Linked DNA regions of Homo sapiens: region 2 is linked to region 1. A link is an interaction called in ENCODE POLR2A ChIA-PET data of the cell type or tissue named here. Cell type or tissue: IMR-90. All regions are shown on one strand. Links, peaks and the distances in the headings refer to the core of each region. The heading gives the core; the rest is flanking DNA. Region 1 overlaps LOC105376214 (a long non-coding RNA gene). Region 2 overlaps LOC105376205 (a long non-coding RNA gene).

The links. Peaks named below come from ENCODE experiments on the same cell type or tissue, not always from the same donor. Only the 100,000 strongest peaks of a DNase experiment are listed, where the experiment ranks them.
Region 2: POLR2A ChIA-PET joins it to region 1 with 11 read pairs; 2 of 35 experiments call an interaction of 5 or more read pairs at or near these places.

Annotation. Positions count from the first base shown.
Region 1 is chr9:108,035,552-108,047,036 of GRCh38, reverse strand. LOC105376214 (a long non-coding RNA gene) reads left to right here. Exons shown (of 6, transcript XR_007061722.1): 6 at 1-3,792. It also overlaps the pseudogene RPL31P43. Among named protein-coding and RNA genes, the nearest start is that of KLF4, 550 kb to the right of the region's middle. In IMR-90, for the core only: no CTCF peak of the experiment used is centred there; a DNase peak (open chromatin) is centred at 5,266; H3K27ac peaks cover 197 bases.
Region 2 is chr9:107,597,553-107,609,037 of GRCh38, reverse strand. All of the region lies in intron 5 of LOC105376205 (a long non-coding RNA gene), which reads right to left. Among named protein-coding and RNA genes, the nearest start is that of KLF4, 110 kb to the right of the region's middle. In IMR-90, for the core only: no CTCF peak of the experiment used is centred there; no DNase peak of the experiment used is centred there; H3K27me3 peaks cover 726 bases.

The DNA.
Region 1 (11,485 bases), core at 1,751-9,750:
GGACAGTATAAACACTTTGCAATCATTATCCCCTCAACTCAATGGAGTGGGTATTATTACTATCCTTTTATTAGAGATGTAGAATAGGAGACTGAGAGAATTTTTAAGTGACTAGCCTAAGAACAGTCAGCTTCTATGTGGTAGACCCAGGATCTGAACACATTCTGATGCCAAAGCATGTTTCTCTTATTCCTAATTGCAACCCTACACAAACTGTACTGGCAGAGCATACACATTTTTTCACGGAATTATGAAAAAAAAAAGCCTCATGAGGTAAGAAATACCACTTTAAATTTTCAGATAAGAAAACTGACTACATGATTTCTCTATTTCATGCAAGTAGACAGGTGAAGATTCAGAATAGCTCTAAGGCTGAAACTGGAACCCAGAACCCTTGAGTCTAGAACAACCTAAATCGGTTCCTTCTTTGTATCTGGCATTGTGAGTCCTCATGAGAAAAAAATTGGGGGTTAGTGCAAAATTTATTTCTCCATAAGCAAGCAACTGTTAAGTTGTACAGAGATTTACATACAACAACTGGGACCATCCCACTTACTGCCCAAATACTCATTCGCTCAATTGCCAACTAACATTTATTGAGTACCAAGTATATACAAGGCATTGTCAAGTCTTGGAGTACAGAATAAGCAAAGAAAGAGTAAAAGATGTCTGTAACCTTCATGGTACTTATTGGGTCCCCCAATGCCTTCTTCACCAGGCACACTTTCCCAATATTGATGGAAAAAGAAATCTATTGTTAAATCTCAGTGATTTTCTTTGAACTTTTTTCCTGAAATCCCCATTGCCTTTGGCATAATCTGGCTACTTCCTGGGTTCTACCAAGCTTTGGCCCAATGAGGGTGACTTCGGTGACTCTTTAACAAATACCTTAGACACCCCCTCATTTACTAGCCTGGATTAACAAACAGCTTGTCCTGAGCAACTCTGGATGTAGCCAATACCATGCAGTGACCTCAGAGCACAAACATCTGCCTCAATGTTATCCTGAGGGCAGACATCTGCTCAGGGAGTTTTTCTGGACTTTTCTTGAGATGGCTTGATCTCTACTGGGAGATCACCTTCTGGGTTCTATGGATGGACTATATATTCCAATATGTCTGCTGTCTGGAAGCTGTCAAAGATAGATTCCTTGGAGTGGTGATGAAAGTGCCTTGTTTGTTTGGCTTCCCTGAATGCAGAGGACTGGAAAGAAGCAATCTTATAGGATGATTGGCCATTAGCGGTTTCCAGTTGACTTTGCCAGACCCAGAAGAGCTATGTCTGACCTAACCTCTGCTTCAAGGAGACTACACACAAATATAAATAATCAGTTTCCAAGGCTAGTGTCCACCTCGTGGTATCCTGGTCCCCTCTGCGTTGTAATGTATACCTCAGTATCTTAGTAACTGCTGAAGAGAGACGCTTGGTTGAGACGACCAGTATAGATTGCAGTCTCAGTAAAAGGCAGGGTCCATGTGTGCACATCTTTTTACAGTTAACAAGATCCTGCTATTTCTAATACTTCACTCAGTACTCATGATAATATCAAAAGGCAAATTTTGTTATTCTCAGGTCACAGATGAAGAAACTAATGTACAAAGCTAGTGGCAGAACTGGGACTAAACACTGGGTCTAACAACTACCAAATAATTCTCCATCTTCTACTTTATCATAAGATGAAATGATTATTATAATAGGAAGGACTTCCTTGAAATTTTATATACATACATATATATATAGCATCTAGCCCTGTGCATTACATAAAGTAGTCCCTTAGTAAGGAATAGCTTTTTTTTTTTTTTTAATGTAAGGCAGCACAGTATAATTGTTCAGCCATGAGAAAGGAGGTTAACTTGAGATAACATCCAGTTACTCAGACCAGGTACTTAGTCTCTTCGGATATTCATTTTCTTATCTAAAAATGGGATAATGATTAAAAACTTTCTAAGGTTAGCATGAGAATTGTATAGCTAGAAGACAGGAATTTGCTCCCTACGACTGAGGTGCAACTTTTGTAAGATAGAGTGGGAGGGAACACTCACCTCCTTTCTAGGCTGCATACAAAGACCCAGGATACTTCCATGGCACCTGAAAAATGGAAGAGTATACTCTATTTTTAAATCCACAGCTATTCACTGAGATGTAAAATGAAAATGTTTCCATTCACAAACACAGAACTCTGCCATCACGCTAAGGCTTTTTTTTGCAAATATCCTAAGGCTTTGCCTCTCAGTGATCAATTTCATGGCACCATGGACCACCCCATCAAAGACCCTGGCACTCCTCAGGTGCTGTGTGAGTTCCTGGCACTGGTGGGACCTGCCACAGCATGCTCCCCCACCCTAGGCTCTAGGATGATAACCTTCACTTACCTTGCAATCTCAGTAGAAGGCAGTGTTCGTGTGTGCACATGTAGGGCCAGTTCTGCCTCCTTCTCCACTTCATATGCCAGCTTCCCTCAATATCTCAATACATTCTTCAAACAAAGGCCTGAGAGTGGGAGTAGATAAGGGCATTTTTGTTAGATGTCTTCTCTTTTCAGGGCTGCAACACAAAAGCCTCTAATAATGCCCTCAGGGAAAAAGAACATATATTCCATACACATTTTTTCCAACCTTCTATCAATCATATAGAAAACACTAATTAATATTCCAATAAGTTGTCCTGCCAAAGAGGAGGAGGAGGAGGAGAACTAATATATGTAAAGTGTCAAGTATAGTATCATATGGCATACCATAAACACTTAACTACTGTATTATTGTAGTTTTCTTGGTTGTATAACTACTGTATACAATTGCAGAACTACTGTATTATTGTATAACTGCTGTATTATTGTATAACTACCGTATAACTACTGTATTATTGTAGTTTGTATAACTACTGTATTATTGTAGTTTTATTTTACTGAGACTGCCCTGTGATGCTTTAGTACTTCCTTTCAATGCTTTGCCAAAATAGGGCAGGACCTTAAAATGAGAAACTGTGATATAAGCACTTTGTCACATGAACAATTATCAGGCTCTCTAAAATAAGTAAAAATTAGATCCTGAAGCCTCATCTAGGCCTTTCCTTGTTTACCTACTTTTTAAATGTAGTTTGGCTTGGTCCAAGAAAGGGAATTTGTCATATATTGATGTGGGGCAATATCATTTGTGCAAGTATCATAAATGTAATGGTAGCAGTTCCAAACCAGAAGTATCTTAAAAGAATAATGCACTATGACTAAGCAGGATTCATTCCAGAAATGCAAGGATGGTTCAATACTGAAAATGTTGATAACTGCATTACATCATTTCATTAAGTGATTAACAGAGCAAAAAACAGATAACAATAAATTTACTATACTGTCTGGATTCAACTAGAAATAGTAGAGAAGGAATAGAGCAATAGTTTTGACATGGTAAAGAATATCTGAAGTCAATTTCGAACAAACACCAGGTTCATTACCACTAAATTTGAGAACAAGATACAGATGTCCACTATCACCTATTATTATTTAACATTATTTAGGATGTTTGTTTAAGTCAGAAAAATAAAGTAAAAAGCAATATAACTATTCAAAAAGGGAGATTTAAAAATTAATCATTATTTTCTGTTTCTTAACCCTGAAAAAACAAACAAACAAAAATCTTCCTTGAGTTTAGAATGGCTAATGGTTACAAATAAATACATACAAATCAATGTATTCTCTATAAAACTGCAGTATGTAATGGAAATGTTAATAGAAAATAGAGTAAATTTATTGTATTAATCAAATGATGTAACATCTAAAAATAAATATATAAAAAATAACTTAAAATTTGTACAGACGTATATGCAAAAACTATAACTAACTATATAACTCTTAGAAGAGAAGATAGGAGTAAATTTTTATGACCTTTGGTTAAGCAAATCTTTCTTATCTGGGACAGCAAAAAAAAAACCAATGTTTTGTTTTTTGAAACACTGAAAAAAAAAATGGATAAATTGAATTCCAGACCACAGAACTGGATAAAATGTGGTGGCAAGAGATAACCCTTCTAAATGTGAGGGCAAAGTTGGGACATTAGTAGATCCAGAATTCGAGAAGATCACTCTGGCTTCCATGTTGGAAGTTGTATTGGAGCTGGGAGCTTTTAACAGGGGGAAAAGCTGGGAGTATGGGATTAGTTTATGGCTGATGACAGGTAGAGCCAAACAAGAACAGAGATGGGGTTGGTCGAGCCTCATGCTTTAGAGAAATAAAGGAGAATGCACCTGTCAATAGAGCCATGGTTTGGGCAACTAGGCCATTATGGGAACATGTCAAAAACATACATAGAGTGGTAGATGATTGATAGACTACAATGGAAATTTGATTAAAGTGTTCCAAACACCCTCTTTAAGTAAAAGGTTCACCCTGAAGTCCTTCTCTGATCTTTGCTGAAACAATTAGACAAGATTTAAAGTTTCTTTATAAACCAGAAGGGCTATTGGACAGTGTGACTCCATAGAACAATGCCCTTTGGACATACAAGGCCAAGCTCTGACACTCACAAATATCATGGGTGTGTGCGAGTTACTTAACAAACCTGAGCATTAGTTTCCATTTCACTAAAACAGAAATAGTAATCTTTCCCATGTAGGACTACAGTGTACATGGGAAGGGCCTGGCTCAGACCATGCAGCCAATAAATGCAGATTCTCCTCTCTTTCTCTCTTCAGTGATGCATCCCAGCCTTCAACCCACTAATGATTCTCCCTGTGGGTTTCTACATGTGCTCTCTACAGTTGAAATTTGCTGCTTTGTTATTTTTCTTAGGGAATATATAAAGAAACCATCATGGCCTTTTCCCAATCTATTGTTTTATAACTCCATAATCTTCATCTGTACCTCTTCTCTGATATTTCATCTTATTTAATTATATATTTAGCAAACCTAATCCTGCTTCCCAATGATACTTGCATGAGCTCAGAGGCATTGCTAAAATAAGACCCCCTGCTACCAGCAGTGCCAGTCAGTAGGTGACACTACTGACTACTTTCCTCTCCTCTCGAAGTGGCTTCAATGATGGATGACATGCTCAGTGCTCAAGACTCAGCTCCACTTTCAGAGTCTGCCTGTCCATCACTGTCTGTCCCCCGAGGATGAGCAGCAGATGACCAAGGGTGGCTTCCTACCTGATGCCAGCTAGTGTTGTGAATGGACCTCTTAGTTTGAGAAGGAACCAGGTTGGGCACAGAATGATTTTTGGCAGACAACAAGGAGGATGAGTCAAGGCAGAAAGCAGAACTGAGCCATGGTGAACTTTAGTCACCAGAATGGCATTTGCCATTCAACAAACATTTATCAAGCTGTGCTGTGGACTGCTAATTTCTCACACATCATCTCACCAACTCCTCAGTTACCCCATGAACAGGCATTAGCCCCTTGTTTTACAGATGAGAAAGCAGACACAGACATGTTAGGTAACCTTCTGTTAGGCCTCAGCTCCTAATTGCTAAATTATCCTTCAGATAAGGAGTTGTTTCTTCCAAGTCCCAGATACTCTGCATCAACATGAAATGTGTTTGCCCTGGAAGTGTGTTCATGAATCCTGTCTACGATTACCTGAGAAGGTCTCAGGTTGAAGAGGATAAGATTTCAAATCCTAGAGTTATACTTTTCTTAGGACAACGTGTCCACCTTCCCCCACCCTAAAACACACATTCCCCAGCTCTACATGTTTATTCCTAAATTCTGCAGTGATTTACTGAACACCTCCCATGTGCCTGGCATCATGCTTAGTTCCACTAATACAGAGAAAACCAAAGACTGGGACAGGGTCTTTGCCAACACAATAGCTTCGAGTCAAGCAGAGAATATATCTAACCTGTGTCTGTACAAAAAGTGAGACTGCAGCTGTCAGCTCCTACTTTCCCCAGGCCAAATCTCCAGCAACCCACAAGGCCTTCAGCTTACAAGTCCAGCCCTACCCTGCCTTACCTGAATCAATGCAGCAGTGTGGTACATAATTTAGAAGCATAGTCCAATACCGTCTCCTCTCTGAGAGCAGTCATGTGCTGGTCACTGCTACTGTGTCTGTTGTCTGGTGAGTCAGCTCTCTGCCCCTGGGCTGCTACAGAACACCTCCATCTAGGACAAGATGTACTCATTGATACCCCAGCCTCCCCCTCACTCCTGACACAAGTCTCATTTCCTGCTTTGACAAGTGCCTGGTCTGACACCTTAGGTTTCTTGGCTGGGGTCTTGAGGACCTATCTCTTTCAAATTGCCTTCTTCCAGAGGGCCCATTCTCAGCCCTATGCCCTTCTGTTAATAAATGAAGCTGTTTTCTAAACCCGACAAGACCAGAATCAACCATGCAGACTGAAGGAATGAAGACATGTGGCCCATGGCTCTCCTCTTCAGAGCAGCTTCCTGTAGGTCTTTTTTTTTTTTTTTTTTGGCAATTTTATAACTTTGATATATTTGACAATCACTGGTTAGTTCTCATCCACGTTGACTGTCTGTAGATTCTTGAGAGCGGTAGCAGGTACATAGGCAACCAAAGTATACAACTTACTTAATGAGGATCTTCATCCTCATTACGTTTTCTGGACAACTGCACATAGATACTGTATGGGACATTCTTTATTCCTTTGGCCCAGACAGGTCTGTTGAACCTAGTATCAATGCACACATCTGGAATTCCCATCTCCTTCATGGCAAATTTCCAGATCTCTTTGAATGTCCAAGGGGGATGTTTCTTGAAGCCCACTTCATGGATGTGCTTGTGAATGATGTTGGTGTATTCTCCGGTCACTGCTTCATTGATGGCAGAATGGCCCTTTTTCTTCTCACCACCCTTCTTTGCGGGAGCCACTCTGCCAGGCCCAAGTTGGAAAGTGAGATCTTTGTAAATATTTAATGTAATATTGTGTACTTCTATAGGGCAGATTCTCAAGCCTGGGCACATACTTGGTTGATGCTCATTACTCTATGTCTAGATACTAGCTAGAGAGCGAACATTGCTCCAACCAGTTGTCACTAGGAAGACCGTGGGAAGATCACTCTACTGCTCTGTGGACCAGTTTCACCCTGAATGAAAGAGGAGAAAATTGGGGCTGAAAGGCAGTAATAACTGAAAAATGGCATTAGATACTCTAAAGATTGTACACAGGCAATGCTTGAGTCTATATACAATTTTTGGTTTTCTGTAAAGGAACAGAGTAATCCAGGAACTCCTCAGGAAAGCATTAACTGGAGGAACTTTTGGGAGCCACAGCCATACATTGTGTAATCTGCATAATTCTTACGCAATCACTCTGGGAGGTGGTCCCTATTATGGCTCCATTTAGAGCTGAGAAAACTGAGACTCAGAAAATTTGAGTGAAGTTAGGAAGATAAGATCAATTTGAGCTTTTTGGAATTTCCAGGTGACTCACTGCATGGAATACACACTGCCCCATGGTTTGAATCTGCCACTATTGATACTAACTATGAACTGCATGCTTTGTCTATGCCAAGCTCCATTCAGAAACTACAACATGGTTCCTTCCATAAAGATACATGAGGTTACTTTGCAAGGTTCTCCTTGGCCCTGCTACCCGAAGAGCAGCACCTACAGCAGCCAATACAGGTTATGTGAGCACACATGCTAACTCTTCAAGGTCCATCTTATAAACCCATGGGAATAATGCTCTGTATCTGTCTGGAACCTTATAGTTATACATCTTGCATCTGTACCACACTAACTCTGCAAGTTCATGAAGGGCAGGTATCACTACCCTCATTCATTGAGTCACTGATTTATGTATACATCGATTGTGGCATTAATTCAACAAATATTTACTGAGTACTTACCTGTGCCAGGCTCTGTGCTGATTCATAGAGGAAAATGATGTAAATAAGGCTTATCTGACTCTCAAGCAGCACAGTCTTGGGGTGGGTACAGTTTCCCAAATAGACAATAACTTTGAGGGTTTAAGTGCTTTAACTGTAGAGCTATAACTGAGAGGACAAGGAACTCTGCCCAGTGCTTTCAGAATGGTTTCAAAGAGAAGGCAGAATTAGAGAGGCTGGAGTGCATGTGGAATACCTTGATGCCAGGTTAAGGTTCTGAACTTTATCCTGACGGACATGAGATGTACGCTCAGAGCAATTAGAGACATTGTCTGGGCTGCAAGAAGTGTATTTACCATTCTTGTTTTTCTATAAAGGCACAGAGTAATCCAGGAACTCCTCAGGAAAGTACTGGCTGGAGGAACTTTGGGAGCAACAGCATGGTTTGATAGAAAGAGATCAGAGGAGAAAGAGAGGAAAATAGCGCCAAATGGGTAGCTGCTATGTGTTAGAAGCTTATATATGTTATCTTGGGGGCACCAAGGACATGATTTCAACCCCACATTAGAAATAGAGAAAGATCCAGGAAGCCTGGTTTCAGATCCAGGTCTCACCTCTTCTTCCTGGTCATGAGACCTTGGGAAGATCACACTACTGCTCTGTGGACCAGTTTCACCCTGGATGGAAGAGGAGAAAACTGGAGCTGAAGGGAGGCAGTAACTGGAAAATGGTATTGCATACTTTAAAGGCTGTACACAGACAATGCTTTGTGTTTGCTTGTTTGAATAGGGAATAACCAAAACCTCATGGTATCCCTAGGCCCATTCTAAGAAAGCAGGCAGGGAACAGAAAGGAGCTACAGGAGGCATGGAAGGGAAGGGGAGAAGAATAAGAATCAGGCCTGGGTTACAATCAGCATTCACATCCCAGCTCACGGCATGAACACAGGTGCATCACTTCATTGTGCCCAGCATTTCTTTCCACACAAAGAGAGGGTCTTTCCAGTATCAGGACTCTGTGCGTACAAGTCAGTAGAGAAGGAGGTAGTTGCTCTGTAGATACAAGAGCAATGGAGGCAAAAAAAAAAAAAAAAAAAAAGGCAAGTCCTAAGCATACACTACCCACCCTGTCCCAACCCCACTTGCATGATTCTGGAATTTCTTTCTGTTTCATGCAGACAGGAAGCCACTTAGTAGAGGCTTACAGGAAAGCTGAGGGCTCATTTTCTCTCCACCTGGAAAAGGAAAAAAAAAAATCTGTTCCATTAAAATAAATGGATAAATAAATCTCCTCCAACTTCTGAGTCTCTTGTTTGGGTGAGCAGCACTGCACTTTGTCTAGTGCCCCAGCTGAACACCTAACAACCACTCCAGTCACTCTCATCTCCCACATCCAAGTGATCCCCAAGCCCCACGGATTCTAGCTCCCTAACCATTCTCCATTCTAGCTCCCTAACCATTCTCCCCTTCCTTCTCACTCCAAGTTATTTGCTTCCCTCCCTCACAACTTGTTCCCTGGTCTGTGGCACCAATTGTTGCCTAAATGGACTTCCTGTCCCTATTCATTTCTCCCCAGTCTCAAACTGTCATGAGATCTTGCATTCACACCTGTGCCCTGCCTCACATCTTTTCAATCCACCTTCTACCCTAGCCATTGCCAGTGGGGTCTAGGCAATGCCCCCAGCTGCACCTCCATCTTGCTGACTTACTGCCCCGGGGCTTCTGGAACATCAAGAAGTAGGGCAACCATGGTACCCTGCTCAACATCTACGCTCAGGAAAACTTGAAAATGCAAGGGAGTTAACAACCTATGGGGCAATCCTTAACCAACGGGGGCAGAAAGCAGGTGGATTTTGTGACCCCATTTCTCACCATCAGGCAGACAATTTTGAAGGACTTTCTATATGGTCCTCAGAAGGTCCCTGCAGAATCCAGCCTCCATTGTCCATGGTGATGATTAGCTGGACATGGCACCACTGGTATTGGCTTTCTTCCTTTCCTCATGTCCTACCCCCTTGTTACTGTTCCCTGAGGTTGTATCCAAAAAGCAACTACCTGCGCACAAATGCTTATCTCAGGCCGTGCTTTCTGGGGAAACCCCCAGCTATGGTAGTTCCATAGGTAACTTTCAAACAGCAGTTCCACCTCTATTTGTTCTTTATAATGGGCTTCTGTTTAACATTGCTTTCAAATGAAAAGTTCAATTGCTAAAAGGAAATGGAGAGAGAGGAAGACAGGGAGGGAGAAAGGAAAAGAAAAGAAGAAAGGAAGGAAAGAAGAGAAGAGAGTATTTAAAACCATTGGTCTACAAGACAAAACCTATACATTGACATCCAAGATTCTTGAAGTCCTTGAAGTGACTCTTCATCTTTCCAAGCACCTGCAGATGCTCGAGAAGGGGCTCAGCCTTCATATTAACCCACATCACAGCTGCTATTGTTTTCCCAGAATGTAGTACCATCCTCCCTGCCAGTTCTTTTTCTGCATTGATCCCTCTGCATACTTGACTCTTATTCATCTTTTATGTTTCAAACCAAATGTCCCCTTTCCCATCCTCACCATACATCCACTGCCCCCACTTTAGTGGCTCAGGACAATACTTATCACCACTATCATCCTACTAAGCAGCATTTACTGGGCTTTTAAAATGGGCTAGGAGCTCTGCTAATTGCTTTACTACTATTAACTGCTTTACTACAGGACTGTTGCACAAAAGCCTTGCAAGATAGCATATAATTATGATACCAATTGTATAGGTCCAGATGGGGAAACTGAGGCTTTGAGAGGCTCAGAAGCTTGGGATGTTGCAGAGTGTTCCTGCAGGCTTTGCACAATTGTGTGATTATACATGTATCCTCTTTCTCATCGACCTATGGGCACTGCAGGGGCAGAAACTGAGTTCTATACATCTCTGTGATCTCCTCAAAGCATAGCCTAGCATAGATTCCAGCACGTAGTGGGAGAAAAAAGTACTGGTTTATATGATAAGGATACACATCAGCCTAGAGGAAGAAGGGCCCAGTCTCAATTAGATCACCCTCCTGCCCCTGCCAAAACTTCCCTCCCTTTCACACCACACTGTCCCACTCCCAAAACTGAGCTTAGAGCCTTCTTGCTGCTTCAAAAGCTCCTGTGCTTCCCTTTTTATTAGAGTAATTGTTAGCTATTCTTGAAGACTTGCTACAACTCATTTAATCCTCAAATAAGCCCACAAGCTTTTGCTGTCACAGCTCGATCATATTGCATTCTATCATAGTCTCTTGCTTTTTCAGAGCACCCTGGAGGGTCTCCAAGACTGGGTCCTAGAAGGCTGTGCCTCTGCCTCCCCCACCTCCTGCCCAGGGCTGGGCACCTAGGAGAAGAACTGTAACAGTGCAACAACAGGCAGTTGGCCTGGCCATTAGGTGTGGTGGCCTGGTGTTTTCCCCAGCTGGGCCTCGGCCCTGTGGTCAGTCTCAAGGCTGACCTTCACATCTCAGACCTACTTTTGAATCTGGCTTCTCCCAGGAGCCCAGGTTTATAAACAAAAAACAAACAGAACAAATAAAAACATTATCTCATTGGTGCTTGAGTCAGCTGCTCCAGATGTCTTGGGAAGTGAAGAGGGGAAGGGTGTTTGCTGCAGAGTCAGACAGAACTCAGCCCAGCCTGCAATGGGGCTGCTGCTGGGTGCATGGGGAGTGAGGGCAACTCCTTGGATTTA
Region 2 (11,485 bases), core at 1,103-9,102, 440 kb after region 1:
GAAAACAGAGAAACGCATCAGGAGGCCACACAGGAGTCAGGAGAGAAGAATTAAATAATTTCACTAAACAGAATCCAGATTTTTGGAGCAAGTGATTACACTGAAACGTGTGGCTGTCTGTATACTGTACACTGCTCACAGATCAAGCCCACTCCATATGTTCAGGTGCCCATTTTGCACGTGAGCACTCTCTCTCGGCGGATCACTCTGAATGGCCAGTTCATTCTCATTCTCTGGGTCTCAGCTCAAATGACCCTTTCTCAGAGTGGCTGCCAGGAAAGCTATCCAAGTGGACTCTCCCATTATTTTCTATCCCATCACTTTGTTTATCTTTTCACAGCACTATCACAATGCATAATTATTTTGATTTTGTTTTTGTTTTTGTGTATATTTTTGTTTTTGTTTTGAGACAGGGTCTCGCTCTGTTGTCTAGGCTGGAGTGCAGTATCATGAACATGGTTCACTGCAGCCTCGACTTCATGGGCTCAAGCAGTCCTCCCACCTCAGCCTCCCAAGTAGGTGGGACCACAGATATTCACCACCATGCCCAGCTAATTTTTTAATCTTCTGTAGAGACAGGATCTCACTATGTTGCCCAGGCTGGTCTTGAACTCCTGGGCTTAAGTGATCCTCTTGCCTCAGCCTCCCAAAGTGCTGGGATTACAGGTGTAAGCAACTGCACCAGGCCCATAATTATTTTGTTTGTTTATTTGCTTATCCCTTTGGTCTCTGTCTCCCCCAGAGCAATGAAAGCTTGAGGAGAACTGGGGTCATGTTTGTCCCATTCATAGCTGTGCCTCCAGCTACTGAGCATAGCCTGGAGCAAACAGGTGCTCAACAAATACATGTTGACTACATTTTAATTTAATAACTCCTCTCCTGACAATTTACTCCGAGAAGTCAACTCAGAAGAAATTTTCAAAACACCATAGACATAGATAGTCGCCATAATCTAAAATGTTCAAAAAATAGCCGTCTTTAAGTGAGTGAATAATGGCATATCCACAAGGTAGCTACTACAGCCAGAGAAAATTATAAAGTATTAGAAAAATGTCCCAATATAGGCCAGGTGTGGTGGCTCATGCCTGTAATCCCAGCACTTTGGGAGGCCTAGGCGGGTGGATCACAAGGTCAGGAGTTCAAGACCAGCCTGGTCAACATAGTGAAACCCCTTCTCTACTAAAAATACAAAAAATTAGCTGGGCATGGTGGTGGGTGCCTGTAATTCCAGCTACTCAGGAGGCCGAGGCAGGAGAATCACTTGAACTCAGGAGGCAGATGTTGCGGTGAGCCAAGATTGCACCATTGCACTCCAACCTGGGCAACAAAAGTGAAACTCCGTCTCAAAAAAAAAAGAAAGAAAAAGAAAAGAAAAGGAAAAACATGGCAATATAGAATAGAAAATAATGTTAAGTGATAAAGGAAGGATATAACATCATACAGATTGTACCTATATTTAAAAATGAACATATACCTGTAATCAAAATCTAAACACATGTGGATCACTACAGGAAGGGAGGGTGTAAAAACAAACAGGTGATGTGGAAGTCATATAGATCCAGGGTTATTTTACTTGTGCTTTTTATTTCCTTACAAGTTGATTTTACAATAAACAGGCAATGTGGAGTTATGCAAAATGACCAGATTCAGAATGAAAAGCTGCAGAATGTTTGGGCTGTAGGAATCATGCCAACCTCCTAGAGCTGTTGTAAAGTTACAATGGGATCTTGGATTCAGAGGTACACAGCTCAGAACTAGGATAAATGTTTGATGCATAAATTTAATAATCATAATGACAATTACAATAAAAACATAATGCTAATCATCATTACATTATAAGGAGTATTATAACGAGATCAGGAGTTCGAGACCAGCCTGGCCAACATGGCAAAACCCTGTGACTGCAAAAATTAGCCAAGGGCAGTGGCGTGTGCCTGTAGTCCCAGCTACTTGGGAAGCTGAGGCAAAGAATCGCTTGAACCCAGGAGGCAGAGGTTGCAGTGAGCTGAGATAGCACCAATGCACTCCAGCCTGGGCGTCAGAGAGAGACTGTCTCAAAAAAATATCGGGGGGACCCAGAGAACTCTCTCCCACCCTCTCTTCGCCATGTGAGAGGCTACAACAGAAAGTTGGTAGTCTGCAACCTGGAAGAGGAACCGTGGCAGAACCTGACCATGCTGGCAGCCTGACCTTGGATTTTCAGTCCCCAAAGTGTGAGAAATCAATCTCTGTTTTCTAAGCCACCCAGTCCATAGTAATTTGCTAATAGCAGCCTGAACTAAGACAGACACTCAGCTCCAGTCACACTGAACTAACTGTTCCCCAAGTCGTCATGACCTCTCATGGCTGGTGAGAAGCCCCATCTCTGTGCTCTCTTAGCCCCTGTGTGTCTTATTTATAGGGACACTTAGATACTGAGTTTTCTGGGCTGTCAATCTGTCAGTCTCTCCCCCTAGTTCATGAGTCTCGCGAGGACTAGTGTCTGATTCATTTCAATGTCCCTTGTACCTATCGCTGAATCTAGTTCAATAAACCTGGGTTTAATTGAATGGAAATATAATAAACTGTTTATGATGTGGTAGAAGCAATACAAGTAAAAGCTACAAAGAAGAGAAGGAGCAATTATCAAGGGTAGAGCCTGGACTCTACACTTACCAAGAATCCTCACTCCATGCAATCAACCCCAGCTCTGAACACCAGGGAGGAGTTCAGCTCCTGCCTTCCGCCCCCGTGGGGGCCCTCGTGATGAATACATACACTTCATACCATCTCACAACCTACCTGGGTTTCCTCATCTGAGCTTGAAGAAAAGAAAAATGAACACTTTGCCAAAACCGCCATCCTCCATCCACCAAAAGCCCTTCTCTCTTGTGCCTGGTTCAATTATTCTTTTCTGAGGGGCAACATGCAGGATGAGAAAAAAGGGCCAGGTCCTAAGTGGGGCTCTCCTCTAAGAAGCAAAAGCACGAGTTTCAGAGAGATGAAAAAGAAGACTGGGCCGGGTGCAGTGGCTCACGCCTGTAATCCTAGGACTTTGGAAGGCTGAGGTGGGCAGATCACCTGAGGTCAAGAGTTCAAGACCAGCCTGACCAACATGGTGAAACCCTGTCTCTACTAAAAAAAAATAAAAATAAAAAATTAGCCAGGCATGGTAGTGCATACCTATAATCCCAACTACTTGGGAGGCTGAGGCAGGAGAATCGCCTGAACCCGGGAGGCGGAGGTTGCAGTGAGTTGAGATCGTGCCATTGCACTCCAGCTGGGCAACAACAGCAAAACTCCATCTCAAAAAAAAAAAAAAAAAAAAAGAAGAAGACCCATGTTCTGGGACTTACTGCTATCACAGAGATGCTAGTCATTCGTTTGTTGTATAAAAAACAGACTTATGCCGGGCATGGTGGCTCACGCCTGTAATTCCAGCACTTTGGGAGGCCGAGGTGGGTGGATCACCTGAGGTCGGAAGCTCAAGACCAGCCTGACCAACATGGAGAAACCCCGTCTCTACTAAAAATACATAATTAGCTGGGCGTGTTGGTGCATGCCTGTAATCCCAGCTACTCGGGAGGCTGAGGCAGGAGAATCGGTTGAACCTGGGAGGCGGATGTTGTGGTGATCCAAGATCGCGCCATTACACTCCAGCCTGGGTGACAAAAGCAAAACTCCATCTCAAAAAAAAATTAATTAATTAATTAATTAAAAAAAAAACAGACTTATTCCCCCATGTCACATGTTCATTTCCCTGAAGACATCACAAGCTCAAAGCCTCCCCGGCTCAAAGTGTTCAGTGCTTGATATGCTATCCCTGTCCACCTGCAAAGGCACTGTCCTGAAGATTAGATGTATTTGTTCTCTTCTACAATGCTTTAGATAAGATAAGGACACAAGAGCCAGTGAATACACATCAGGACCTGCACAGAAGTATAGAGAAGTATCACCACTGTCACTAGGGTGGATCATAAAGCTGAAAAAAATGCCCATTTGAAAACCAATAACCCATGATCTGAGACCCAGATATTTAATATGTGGTTACTTTCTGCCTCCAATGTAAATATTTATTGTGTTTTAGCATGTAAAGAAAAGCTATGGCTATTACACTTCCCAACGTGATGTTCTTGCTGACCAACATGATGGACACATTTATTGAAACCAGCGCCACACAAACCTGGGTTTTCTAATGACAACAGAAACAAGTCTCTCCTTCCCTGGCACATCTCAGATGGATTAAAAATCTTGAAGTGGGCCGGGCACGGTGGCTCATGCCTGTAATTCCAGCACTTTGGGAGGCCAAAGCAGGTGGATCACCTGAGGTCAGGAGTTCGAGACCAGCCTGCCCAACATGATGAAACCCCATCTCTACTAAAGATACAAAAAATTAGCTGGGCGTGGTGGCAGGTGCCTGTAATCCCAGTTACTTGGGAGGCTGAGGCAGGAGAATCGCTTGAACCCGGGAGGCAGAGGTTGCAATAAGCCGCAATTGCGCCACTGCACTCCAGCCTAAGCAACAGAGTGAGACTCTGTCTAAAAAAAAAAAAAAAAAAAAAAAAATCTTGAAGGGACACATAAATGGTTTCCAAGATATTGAGAATCCTGTAAGAGAGTTTAGCAGGCAGAGCCACCAAAGTGTTTGTCAATTAGATCATGATGTTCCCAAGGCAAGACCGCTTCTCCAATGCATTCCCAGTGCCAGGCACAGTGGTTGACACATGAGAAGCACTCAACAGGTTCAAACAAACAAATGAATGAAGGGCAGAATGGACTGGATTATTTCAAACATGATCTCTCAGATTCACTGTGAAAACTTAGAGCAAAATTTAGAAAGCATATGCTTTTGTGTCCCTAACCCCAGTGTTACCCCTGAACCCACTGGCCAAACACTCACAGTTGGAACATATATCAATTAAGGTGTTTTCAAGAGCAAAGAATAAGCCACTCAACTTAAAGCGACTTAAAGAATTAGGAAATTTAGGCCAGGCATGGTGGCTCACACTTGCAATCCCACCACTTCGGGAGGCTGAGGTGGGGAATCACTAAAGTATAGAAGTTTGAGACAGCCTGAGCAACATTGCAAGACCCCAGCTCTAAACACACACACACACACACAAAGTGTTTTTATTTTTTTAATTAGCTGGGTGTGGTGACGTGTGCCTGTAGTCCCAGCAACTCAGGAAGCTAAGGAGGGAGGATCACTTGAGCCTAGGAGTTTGAGGCTGCAGTGAGCTATGATTGCACCACTGCACTCTAGCCTGGGTGACAGAGTAAGATCCTGTCTCAAAAAAGAAGAAAGAAGAAAGAAGAAGAATTATTAGGAAATGTATTACCTCAAATAGAACAACTACAGGGATTTCAGGTGAGTTACAGAAGAGGCACACACACACTCACACACACACACACACACACACCCCTACACATCCTTACCCATTATAGTAAGTCCCCGTTTTAATTATTCAAAGGTAGAGAATATTATTGAATTCAGAATAACACGTCAGTCAGTCAGGTGCAGATCACAGCACACATCTTAGTGAGGCTTCTAATGAGATTCAAAGGGCTATGTCACTGCTCTTTTTTACTCGTTGCTCATGTCACTAGAATAGAATTTACTCTAACATCTATGGCTTCTATTCAAGGGAATGTTTAAACACAACATGAATGAGTCCATTTCCTCAACTGCAGAAAGAAAGCAGAGTCCATGCCCAGGAATTCTCAAACATCACTCTGCCTTCAGCATTGCACAGTACCGGCAAAGCCATTTCCTCACATTTTATTTGAGGATTTTGATACGGAGTGCTAGCACAATGATTACAAGTTCATTTTGTCCAATTTATACACCATAAAGGCCAGAGGTGGAGTGACTTCAGAGCTGATTCAATAACTTCATCTAGGATCCATGTTTTTTCCATGTCTCAACATATCAACTTTGTTCTTAGACTGGCTCCCCTCATGGTCCCAAGAGGGCTGCCACAGTTCTAGACCTCACATCTGGATTGAAAAACATCCAGAGGCAGAAAAAGCCTGAATCTTCTAGTGGTAAGAGTAGAAGAAACCTTTTCCAGGTGCCTCCCATCAGCTCCCTGCTTTAATTTTTTTTTTTTTTTGAAATGGAGTTTTAGCTTGTCACCAGCCTGGAGTGCGGTGGCACAATCTCAGCTCACTGCAATCTCCACCTCCTGGGTTCAAGTGATTCTCCTGCCTCAGCCTCCTGAGTAACTGGGATTACAGGCGCATGCCACCATACCCAGCTAATTTTCGTATTTTTAGTAGAGACAGGGTTTCGCCATGTTGGTCAGGCTGGTCTCGAACTCCTGACCTCGTGATCTGCCCACCTGGGCCTCCCAAAGTGCTAGGATTACAGGTGTGAGCCACCGCACCCGGGCTTTTTTTTTTGTTTTTAATCAGCCAGGTGTGGTGCCGTGTGCCTGTAGTCCCAGCGACTCAGGAGGCTGAGGAAGGAGGATCACTTGAGCCTAGGAGTTTGACTTTAAGTCTCAGGCCGTACTGAGAGACACACCCACCCCAAAATTCATTACTGATAAGGGAACATGGGATTGCAGTTACTGGTTAAACTAATCAAGATTCACCCCTGAGCTGGAGACAGAGACACCTTCCATGACTAAACCAGGGCTCTGTCAGCTGGGAAGAATGCCCTAAGCAAAGGACAGGCACCGAACAGCATCTGTGCCCAATAGCCCGAGCCCCATCAGCAGGGACCTTTTGGGACTCTGTGGCTGTGTGGGCTCCAGGGGTCCCTTGAGGTAGAGACACTATTAAAGAGAAGGGATTCAGCACTTAGCTCACCCATAGTGTTTGATTCTGGCTCCTCTTGGGGCAACAGCAAAGTATGGGGGCTATGCTGACATCACGATCTATGATGCTGCCGCCACCATGGTTTATTAGCCTGCCTGTGCCACTTCCTGAGCCTCCAAATCACACAGAATGTAAGACAGACAAAAATGTCATCAGAGTACAAGAGCAAAGCAAGCTGCTTTACTGGGTACCTACTAGACACAAGACATGGTTTTTCACATTAAATCATTTAATTCTCACAATAGCCACCAGCTAGGTATTATCAGCACTCTGTTAATAGAAAAGAGGGCAGTGGCTCAAGCCTGTGATCCCAGCACTTTGGGAGGCCTAGGTGGGTTGATCACTTGAGCTCAGGAGTTGGAGACCAGCCTGAGCAACAAAGTGAAACCCCATCTCTAAAAAAATTTTTAAATTACCCAGGTGTGGCGGTACACATCTGTAGTCCCAGCTACTCAGGAGGCTGAGGTAGGAGGATGGCTTGAGCCCAGGAGGTGGAGGTTGCAGTGAGCCAAGTTATCATGACTGCACTCCAGCCTGGGTGATAGAGCCAGACCCTGTCTCAAAAAAATAAATTAATTAAGTTAAATTAAATTAATGCAGAAGTTGAGGGACAATCAAACAATTTGTCCAACATCTCATCACTAGAAAGTATCAGAGCCCAAATTCTAGCTCCAACCCTGACTCTAAAACCTGCAGCCTTTGTATGCGGACATACTGTGTTCCAGTGCAGAATAGAATGCCAAGTCACAAGCAAAGAGAAAAGGACATACCAGAAAACATTGTCAGCCCAAGAATATAACCAGAGAAGACAAAGAAAGAGTTACAAACATTCAGGAAACATGAGATCGGCATTACATTATGATCCCATAAACACGGTTCACATATGCAAGTTACATATAAAGCACACCCTCAGTCCCAAAGCCCTACCCCATAAGTTGCCTTGATTGGATTTCGTAAGACTACTAAGGCAGTGTCGCTCGAATCTGGTCCATGGACTGATGCTAGTCTGCGAACTACGCGTTTCCAGTTCACAATAATAAACACAGAATTGAAAGCAACATGTTAGAAACCTCTCTAGTGTTTTAACAGTGCAATAACATTCAAGCATGTGACTAGCAGACTTGTCTTCTGGAATGGGGTCTAGACTAGTTTGGGTGCTGTTGAACTCAGGTTGCATATGGCCCAAGCTGCATGCTTGTACTGGTTCATCACGGATTGAAAAATAAAAAATTAAAATAAATAGGCCGGGTGTGGTGGCTCAAGCTTGTAATCCCAGCACTTTGGGAGACCCAGGCAGGTGGATCACTTTAGGTCAGCAGTTCAAGACGAGCCTGGTCAACATGGTGAAACCCCGTCTCTACTAAAAATACAAAAATTAGCTAGGTGTGGTGGCGTGCACCTATAGTCCCAGCTACTCGGGAGGCTGAGGGAGGAGAATCACTTGAACCTGGGAGGTGGAGGTTGCAGTGAGCCAAGATCACATCACTGTACTCCAGCCTGGGTGACAGAGCAAGACCCTGTCTCAAAAAAAAAAAAAAAAAAAAAAAAAAAAAAAGATAAATAAATGAATTAAAAAAAAAAAATCCCTGGTGGTTCCCCAGAGAAAGTTGGAAAAGCACCACCCTAGAATTCAGCTGGGTAAATATAATTACCCTCATTTACAAGTAAAGAAAATGAGATTCAAGGAGACTGAGTCACTTTTCCAAGGTCAACACCCCTGGGAAGAGGCAGGACAGGAAAACACTCTAGTTCAATGACAAATGAGAACTATGAAATCTCCCAGCTCCTGATAACAGAAAGTGCTGGCAAGAGGGGCCTGTAAAAAGGTGGAGGCTTGTTTAAAAAAAAAAAAAAAAAAAGCATTTCCCTCAGCTTTGCCATTGCCAAAAGTTCAGCCAAGATAAAATGCCTCTGATGAGAACTACCTATAAAGTGAGGCCAGGAATAAAAGGGAAATGGATGGGCTCATTCCTGGCAAAGCCCTGTCTTGTGCATCCTGATTTACTAGTGTTACTTGTAGAACTGACTTGTTGTTACTACAATTTCACCATAAATTACGAAGACGAAGGTGTCTTCTCAAAGCCCTTCCAGTCTGGCTCCAGATTTTACCAGCCCCATCACTGACTCTAGGCCCAGCCAAACTGAACCTCCCACCCTCTCAGAGCTAACGTTGGTTATTTTAGAATGTTCCACTATCACCTCTCTCTTCTTCTTACTCAACTAGAAAAGCCCTGCTCTCCATGAAAACATTTTTGGAATATTGTTATAGCTAAGACCCTGGGTTTCAAGAACCAAGGCTCATTTAAGCTCATTTTTAAAGGACGGGGAATGTATGTGGGGCTGTTCAGTGGTCTCATGCAGACATTCCAGGACAGGAAGGGCCACAGTGGGGACTGAGAAACATTGTCACCCCCGGCAGCTCCTAATGTTTTTTCTGTTTCTGAAGTCACTGGACTCTCTAGCCCTCGCTACATCTCTGCTTTCTCCCTAGGCGTCTCCTGTTTCCTTGTTGCTTTAGTGTCCCTACACCTTCACTGGTAGACAATCATTGTGGCTTCCCAATTCTACCTTGCATATTTGCAAATGCAGCACCAGCACCAACTAGATCCATCCCTCTCTTCCCAAGTCTAACTTCCCGAAGAAGGAATCTGATTGGCTGAGCTCAACTTTTCAAGTCAGGCCACTAATCAATGATCTCCAGCCTATCTAAGAATTAGCTTACTTGGGGCCTGAGGTCAATCTCTGGTCTCAACAGCTATTGTCAGGAAAGGCCAGGTATGTGACATGGAGAATGTCTGCTTAAATGCAGGAGACTGGAAGCAGGTGGGTCTAGACCACTGATATGGTCTTTAAAGGAATTAAAGAGAAATTAATAAACTCCTATTTTTGCTTCAGTTCCCAACTCTCGTGACACTTTCTCTAGGAGGTCTTCCATGATTTCTTCAGGTTAGTTTTTGTTTTTGTTTTCTTTTTTTGAGACAGAGTCTTGCTCTGTCACCCAGGCTGGAGTACAGTGGCACAATCTTGGCTCACTGCAACCTCTGCCTCCCGGGTTCCAGCAATTCTCCTGCCTCAGCCTTCCAAGTAGCTGGAACTACAGACAGGCACCACCATGGCCAGCTAATTTTTTTGTATTTTTAGTAGAGATGGGGTTTCGCCATGTTGGCCAGGCTGGTCTCAAACTCCTGACCTCAAGTGATCCACCTGCCTCGGCCTCCTAAAGTGCTGGTATCACAGATGTGAGCCACTGTGCCTGGCCTATCTTCAGGTTGATTTTTGTTCCTTATGTTCTTGCAACACAGTGTAAGTCCCTCTCTAGGAGCTCTCATCATGTTAATTAGAAACTGCTTGCTTGCATCTCTTCTTTCCCCACTAGATTATGAGGGCTTTGAAGATCTGGACCACACCACGACCACCTTTGAATCCACAGCATGGAGCTTGGTGTTGAACATAGAAGGAGAACAGGAAATGAGCATGGAATGAATGACTGAATTTACAACCGGATAAGTCAGCACCTGAATAAAAGGCTGACGAGTGAATTATGCTGAAACAAATGTAGGTCCCTCTGCATCCACTCCAGATCAACTAAGGAGAATGACAGGGGTAGAGTGGGTGGGAGGGAAGGGGCAATGGAAAGGTAGGAAGATTCTTTACAAGAACAAGTAAAGTGAAAGAAAAATCACCCCAAAAGGAAGAGACAAAGAAGTAGTTGAACTTCTTTGTGGCAGCATCTTTTACTTCCAGATGTTTCTTTAGGTATTTCTGCATTCCTTGGTCTAGCAGGGGAATGAAAGATTAAAGCTTGGATTCATCTTCCACAACTGTAAAATGGAGATAGGTCCAGCTGCTTGGCTGGGTGACTGGGAGAATAAAAAATGAGATAATAGATGAAAAGTACCCAGCAGAGCACCTGGGGGCAGGTAAAAAAGGCTCATACACTGTGGGTCACAGTGGAGAGTTTCAGAAATGCCCAGAACCTACCAAGCAACCTCTCAATGGCAGGAGGAAGTATGTCCTGGGACTTTCACAGGGAAGCACTGAATCTTTATTAAATTACCCTTCCCCCTGGGGTTTAGAGCAAGAGGCAGCAGGGCTGTTCCTGCCTCACTGATGGCAAGAGGCCTGCGCAGGCCAATAACACGGTTACAGTGTTAATCATTAAAATGCTGTGTCTGTTTTTGTCTGGGGACGAGGCATTTCGATCTTTGTTCTCCCTCTATAAAGAGGAAAGGTGAGGTGCTAAGTGGTGACTCCAAGCCAAGAGGCTAGCATGCCTGCCAGGCCACACGGATGGGAAGGCTTCAGATTCCCCCAGCCCCAGCATTTTTGGAGATGTCCTTGGAGGGTAAATCCTGAGTAGACGCAGTTGGAATAGGAGGAAAGGCAGATTAGCTCCTCCCAGAAAGCCAGGCTGTGCCCATTCAAATGAGAGGCTTCTATCATTGGCTGTCAAAAGAGAGTTAAGAAGCAAGGTGGTAGGCTGGGCGCAGTGACTCATACCTGTAATCCCAGCACTTTGAGTGGAGGAGGCGGGCAGATCACCTGAGGTTAGGAGTTTGAGGCCAGCCTGACCAACATGGCAAAACCCCGACTCTACTAAAAAATACAAAAATTAGCCAGGTGTGGTGGTACACACCTGTAATCCCAGCTACTCAGGAGGGTGAGGCAGGAGAATTGCTTGAAC